Linked DNA regions of Mus musculus: region 1 is linked to region 2. Evidence: chromatin contacts called from ENCODE Hi-C or POLR2A ChIA-PET data. All regions are on one chromosome and are shown on one strand. Each heading gives the region's core, a stretch centred on a gene start or an enhancer-like site at or near the end of the contact. The rest is flanking DNA. Distances are from core to core; before and after follow the strand shown.

Region 1 (3,111 bases), core at 314-2,813, 95 kb before region 2:
ACAGCTTTCTGATGAGTCAGCAGCAGCCGGGAGCCTCGAGCCGCTGCGGGCATCTGCTCCGTGACGCATCGTGAGTCACGGGCGCCCCGGCAGCCGCAGCCCGCCAGCTTCGCTGCAGCGCCGTCCCTACGGCGCCCACCGGGCCGGGCGCCCGCACCCGCACCGTGCATCTCCTTGGCTTCCCCGGCGCGGCCGGGCTCCAGGCTGACATCAGACGCTGGCCGCCAGGCCACCCTCTGAGTCAACAGTTTCCGAAGCGCAGCTTGCTGCCAGGGGCGGGGGAGAGCACAGCCTCCCGGGGAGGCGCGGTCCTCACCAGTCCGGCTGCGGCGGAGGGCGGAGGTGGGAGGTGGGTGGGGACTAACGGGGCCTTTACCAGAAGTCATGAGGCCGAGGGAGAAGGGAGGGCCAATGTCACCCCGCGGGGTAGCTGGGCGCCTTGGAAGCCCGCTGCCCCGGGCCACAAGCTGCAGCCCGCCCTGGGTGGCGAGGCTAGATCCGCCCCGAGGGCGGGAGGAGAGGAAAGGCGGGTCCTTGCTGGGAAAGGCCCCAGGCCAAGTTTCTAGAAGCAGGAAATGGACTGCCCTGGGAGACCTCTCTCAGCCCTTGGGTGCCAGGGGACCACTAAGGCTGAGACTTGGCCTCCAGCCCTTTGCTGGGGTCAGCTTTGAATAAGGCCTACTGCTGGGGGCCTGGCCTTGCTTGTTTAGGATCATACCAGAAGGGCTGGGGCCTCACTCACCTTACTCTCCGTGGGTTGCAGACCCTGTAGTCAACTGGGGAGGTAGGGAGGCACCCTTCCTCAGCTAAAGGAGATGAATGTACAAAGATAAATCGTTTCCAGGCCCTGGTATTAGCTGGCAGGTGGCTTTCCTGTTAATCGGGGCAGTAATGCTATGATTGAAAGGCACGAAAAAGAAGAGAAGAATTATGGGAATATGTAAAAAAAAAAAAAAAAATCACTGGAGGACTTAATTCTTCATCCCAAAGCAAGTTTCCAAAAGCTGAGGATGTGGCTTGGTGGTAGAGTGTTTGCCTACTGCAGGTCTAGTTCTTAGGAGTGTGTGTGTGTGTGTGTGTGTGTGTGTGTGTGTGTGTGTGTGTGTGGGGAGTGGGGGGATGGATTAAACTTTCCACTGAAGCCCTACATTTGTAGAATAATCTGGCCTTCCAATGGGTAGCAAGGCTAGGCATGTCTGGGTGCTTTGAGCTGCCTCCGCGTCTGCCCAGTAGCCAATCAGAGAGGCGGCTCTGTGTCTGGGAGGCACAAGGAAAGCAAAACATGAGCTCTGGGGACAGAAGATGATGCTTCGTGGTAGAATACTTACCCAGAAGGCACAAGGCCTAACTCTTCTCCAGCCAGAAATGGAACAGTCAAGGAAAAACCATAAGAAACATGCACCTTCTGGAAGCTTCTCTAACTCCAGCAGTTTTCCCTTACCAGGGCAAACAGGAAGGCAGGGTGAGGAGGAGCCAGGACACGGAGGACAGCAAATGTCTACAGGCGCTTGGTTTTCTCCCCTAGACCCGCGCCTCTAAGATCCATCTGGGACCGGGATGAGTAAGACTGTGGGCCCCAGCGGGAGTTCATGCTGAGCCGCTTTCCTGGATTTCACTTGCTGTTTTTCTCAGAGCCACCACTTAATTAATGGTGCCAGTCTGGGGAGGGAGGTGTCTGTGTCTCCCCTTGTAGGCAGGAGCAGGACAACAGCTGGGCTTTCAGAACCAGTCTGGATCTGTCCTGGCAAAACGTCATTGATGTCTTGACAGGGACTGTGTGAGCTTCCCCTTGCCCTGGGAGACTTTCACCTAGACTTCAGGCAGGGTGCACCTACTGCGTTTGGGCAGCCTTTTCCCCAGTGTGCTTTTCAAGGGTGGGCGGCTCATTTCTGACAATCCAATCTAGTTGGAAATAGCATTGAACTAGACTTCTAGGAAGTGTTCCCCCACCCCCCATCCCCTACCCACCCTCCTCATCCTCCTCCTCCTCCTCCTCCTCCTCCTCCTCCTCCTCCTTCTTCTTCTTTTTTCCTGAAGAAGACTTAAGAATGGCAGCTCTTGGGAAACAAAGGTGTCTAATTTGCTGATCTGGGACCAGACGTGACATCAGAGGAAGAAATAGTGTCCAGAGATGGTCTGGAAAGTGGGAGGGGTCAAGGCCCTAGGTCGCCCTTCAGGGAACATCGTGGGCTGGATCACTGAGGGTTCGCTTTGGATCAAGTGTAGGTGTAAGAAAGACTGCACAACTTGTAGCTTCTGCATTATCCAGGCTCAGAGCCCAAGCTCTTTGGAAGCAGCTTCTCCCACTTCTGCCTTGGGCCCAGCCCAGGTGACACTTACCTACTCTGTGTAGAGCTGTTTGCTCCAGTAAGTTTGAATGGCCCTGAGACCTCCACATGACTCCTAACATGCCTGGCTTGCCCTGCTGTGTTTCATGTTCCGAGAAGAAAGAACTTCATCTGTGCAGCTCACTCTTGCCGGGCCTCCTGGAGGAAGTGAGTTAGCTGCCAGCTCTGGCCCCCTCTTGCCTGCAATCTGCCCTTGGAAGCATTCTTTGTTTCTGACAGAGCTTCCTCTTTGCTGTGACTGCTTACAAGACAACCTTATCTGGGCCTTTGAACCCCACCAACTCTTCCTTGTCTGATCAAACAGCCCAGCATTTTCCACTTCACCGTTGACCACAGTGACCAATCAAATCAGAGAGCTAGATGCTTACCTATGTAGTTGGATCCAGGGCAGGGAGCCAGTGCAATGTGGCTGCACCTCACCGATACTCAGCCCTTCAGGAGCATAGTGAGCCTGGCCCGCTGAGCTCACTAGCTGTGGTAAAGGGCCAGTGTAAGTCTACATCTTGAAAATGAAGGGAGGGTGGGGGTGCTACTAAATTTTAATTATAAGATTCCTGGGGCTAGGTTGTAGCTAACTAGGAAATCATGGGTTCAGCATATGCAAGACCCCATCACCCCTATTATTATTATTATTACTATCATTAACAGTATTATTCTATAATACTGTTAATGATAGTAATAATAATGTAAAAGTGCAGTTGCTCGTATGCACAATAAAGGGCTTCTCAAGAACAAGTGTGTTAAGGCTGAGATAAACTATGAG
Region 2 (3,472 bases), core at 80-2,579:
ATGTGTGACTCTACACTTTGTGTAAAGCTAGGGCAAGTCACTGTGGAAGGAGTGTTGGGTGAGGAGAAAAGATTGCCTTTCCAGAGGGATGGGGAATTCCAACGCTCAGGCCCACCCACTGGGACAACTGGCCCATAGAGAAAAGATGACCATAAGGGAGCTCCTTGGATAGAGGTGGGGCTGTGGAAAGTGGGAACACTCCCAAAATCTGGGGAGGGTGACGTCATCCCAGCCAAAGCCAATCAAAACACCCTCTTAGGCAGCCAGTGGAGGGCTTGCTGGGCCAGGAGCTGTGGAGACTTCTAGCAGTTGCCAAGAAAAAGGAAGAGCCTAGCTTGAGGCCTTGAGCCCTGGGAGGCCCCACCCTGGCAGGAGAAAGAGACTAGGAGGTGCCGGGCCAAGTGGTCCAAAGGTCCTATCTGAATTCTCCAGCAGAGCTCTGGCGAAGTCACAGAGGCAGTAGCCGAAGCAGCCGGAGAGGTTTACTTACCAGGATGATGCGGCCTCCAACCTCTTAGAAAAGACAAAAAGGCAGGACTGGTGGCACCGGCCTGACATATCACTACTTGGGAGACTGAACTAGGGAAACTGTGAGCTTGAGAAATGTGAGATTAGTGTTCCTTTAATCTAAGATGTTATATGGTTCCTCCTTTATCCCGGTGTTCGGAAGCTAATTGGACAACTGGACATGTGAACGGAGAATCTTTTTTTTGGGGTTTTTTTTTTTTTTTTTTTTTTTTTGGTTTTTCGAGACAGGGTTTCTCTGTATAGTCCTGGAACTCACTTTGTAGACCAGGCTGGCCTCGAACTCAGAAATCCGCCTGCCTCTGCTGGGATTAAAGGCGTGCGCCACCATGCCCGGCTGTGAACAGAGAATCTTGTGCTTCTTTACCTAAAGCATTGATGCTGAGCCTTATGGGTTGCATTCTGAATGAGTTATCTTGGGGTTCAATGCCTGTGGCCGCCCATACTTCCCTGGTGTCAGAAGAATTAGGAAAGTGTGATAGACCTGAAGGTAGACACACAAGGTTTCTGGGACAGTTTCAACGCTGGAAGGCAGGAATCTGAACAGCACAGGTCCCAGTGTGGGCGTGGCCTCTATTGGGTGACCTCAATGAAACCCTTCCTTCCCCAGTACAGCCACCAGCCACCAGTCCTCACTTTAAGGAGGTTGCACGACCAGGCGGGCGGAAGGCGGGCGGGGCGGGGGAAAGAGGAGGGCGGAGACGTCCTATTCCCTAGCTGCAGCTCTGGAAGCCCCAGCGGTCCCGAGGCGCTGACGTCAGCCCGAGGCGGCCCCAGGAGGTTTTCTACATGGCCCTTCCTCGCAGCGGTCACCCCCGGAAGGCAACGCTGGGCCCTGGGCCAAGTTCAGTCCCTGCATGCCTGCTTGGGAGCTTTCTTGTGTGCCTGCTCACACAGCCTGGAGGCAGGGTACGCTGGGTGCGCATCCCTCCCATCCCTCTCTATCCCCAAGATACCCTTCTTCTGCGCTTCCTTGAGCATTCGGAATGAAATGGGCCTTGTCTCTGTCCTCGGGCTGTGTCTCACTGGTCCCTGTCTCTTTTCGTCACAGTCTCTGAGCATCATCTGAGATTTATTTCTAAGTAATAAGAACAGAGCTCGACAACATGTCGCATAACTATGGAAAGACTTCGGGATCTCCCAACCCACACCTTTAATGGGGGTGTCCAGTGCAAGCAATTGCCCTCAGTGTTTCAACGGTGTATTGAACTCTGACAAGGACTATACTGTTATTTCTCCCATTTACCAGATGGGCTTTACCTGTGTGTAGTACCAGATGGGTCTATACCTGAGCTTCATTCCCAGCCTTCACTCTGAGAGGAGAAACAGACATTACCAACTTGTCTAAGGCCACACAGCTCTTAGGTGCAGAGCCTATGCTGACAGTCCCATCTTGTGACCTCAAAGCTGAATGCCTTATACCATAGGACACTTCTGAGGAGCATGTTCATTCCTCAAGGCCGGTCAGGAATGAAAGAGACCTGTGGTCACACATGTTGCCCAAGTACAGTTGAACTCTACGTGTGTCTAAGGTTCCCCAGGGGCTATTCAGCTTTGAGTACAAAATAACTGAAAAATATTAATGCTGATCTTTTTTTAAAAAAGTATGAACCTTTATTCATCTTTCATCACAGAATAAAAGGCGCTCACATGACATCTGCACTGTTTAAGTATTCAAGGTAATCTAGAGACGTTTTATTTATTTTTTGTTGGATATTTTCTTTATTTACATTTCAAATGTTATTCCTTTTCCTGGTCCCCACCCCAAACCCTCTATCCCATCTTCCCTCCCCCTGCTTCTATGAGGGTGTTCCTCCACCCACCCACCCACCCACCCACCCACCCACCTTCTCCCCCTCAGTTCCCATACACTGGGACATAGAGCCTTCATAGGACCAAGGGCCTCTCCTCCCATTGATGCATGACAAGGCCATCCTCTGCAACGTATGCAACTGGAGACATGTATACTCCTTTGTTGATGGCTTAGTTCCTGGGAGCTTTGGGGGTTCTGGTTGGTTGATATTGTTCTTCCTGTGGGGTTGCAAACCCCTTCAACTCCTTCGGTCCTTTCTCTAACTCGTCTATTGGGGACCCGGGTCTCCATCAGATGGTTGGCTGTGAGCATCCATCTCTGTATTTGTAAGGCTCTCACAGGGCCTCTCAGGAGACAGCCATATCAGGCTCCTTTCAGCATGCACTTCTTGGCATCTACAATAGTGTCTGGGTTTGGTGATTGTATATGGGATGGATCCCCAGGTGGGACAGTCTCTGGGTGGCCTATCCTTCAGTCTCTGCTCTACACTTTATCTCCATATTTGCTCCCGGGAGTATTTTGTTCTCCTTCTAAGAAGGACTCCAGCGGTGGGTGATCTAAGTGGAGGAAGTTCATCCGTTACATGCGCATACCCAGCTTTATAGAACAACCTGAGCACCCTCAGGCTTTGGTACGCTCAGGGGTCGTGGAATGAACCCTCCTCAAATATTGAAATGTTCTTTATTGAATTCCACTTCTTGGAGAGTCTTGAAACACTGGCAGATTGAAGGCTCGAACGGTCTTTCCATGCATAGTTTCTGCCGAAGTCCCCTCACCCATCCTCTCCCCAGCTTTGGCTCATCTGCAATCACTGCCCTTAGGGAAATGTCACTGCTCACCACGTCTTACCTATCGTCAGAAAGCGCTGCAGGAAGTCCTTAGGTTTCGCTTGCTTTTGCTCACTGCCGTGTTCCCTCTGTTCACTTTCCTGAAGAGTTCCTTAGCCAAGGAAGACACCTCATATCCTTCAGGCAACCCAGTCCCGTGGTCCTCTAGGGTAGGTCCTCCTTACTGTGCTTGCTACATGATAGTGCCACTCACGCAGCTCACGAGGACTTCCCATTTCAGCCCTTAGGGGCCTCTGCTGCAAACATGAAGGGAAGTTCTGAGAGCAGCATTTCCCTCAGTTTAGGC

The links. A loop is a pair of places that touch in the nucleus more often than their neighbours do. ChIA-PET counts read pairs that join two places held with the same protein, here RNA polymerase II (POLR2A).
Region 1: a map of heart shows a loop between it and region 2 (9-fold over the local background). The contact joins two enhancer-like sites. A Hi-C loop is called at or near these places in 17 of 37 maps with a recorded cell type or tissue (CH12.LX, Patski, T-helper 2 cell and 4 more). POLR2A ChIA-PET finds 5 or more read pairs at or near these places in 4 of 5 experiments (Patski and embryonic stem cell).

What each region holds. Positions count from the first base shown.
Region 1 is chr15:38,467,877-38,470,987 of GRCm38, reverse strand. No RefSeq gene overlaps it. Among named protein-coding and RNA genes, the nearest start is that of Gm41308, 3.8 kb to the left of the region's middle. Within about 2 kb of position 1,563, at least 3 of the 3 ENCODE cell types and tissues checked have a DNase peak (open chromatin) inside an H3K27ac peak, as active enhancers do; they include gastrocnemius, heart and left cerebral cortex, where a contact is called at or near this core.
Region 2 is chr15:38,371,805-38,375,276 of GRCm38, reverse strand. No RefSeq gene overlaps it. Among named protein-coding and RNA genes, the nearest start is that of Gm41306, 7.5 kb to the right of the region's middle. Within about 2 kb of position 1,329, at least 3 of the 3 ENCODE cell types and tissues checked have a DNase peak (open chromatin) inside an H3K27ac peak, as active enhancers do; they include gastrocnemius, heart and left cerebral cortex, where a contact is called at or near this core.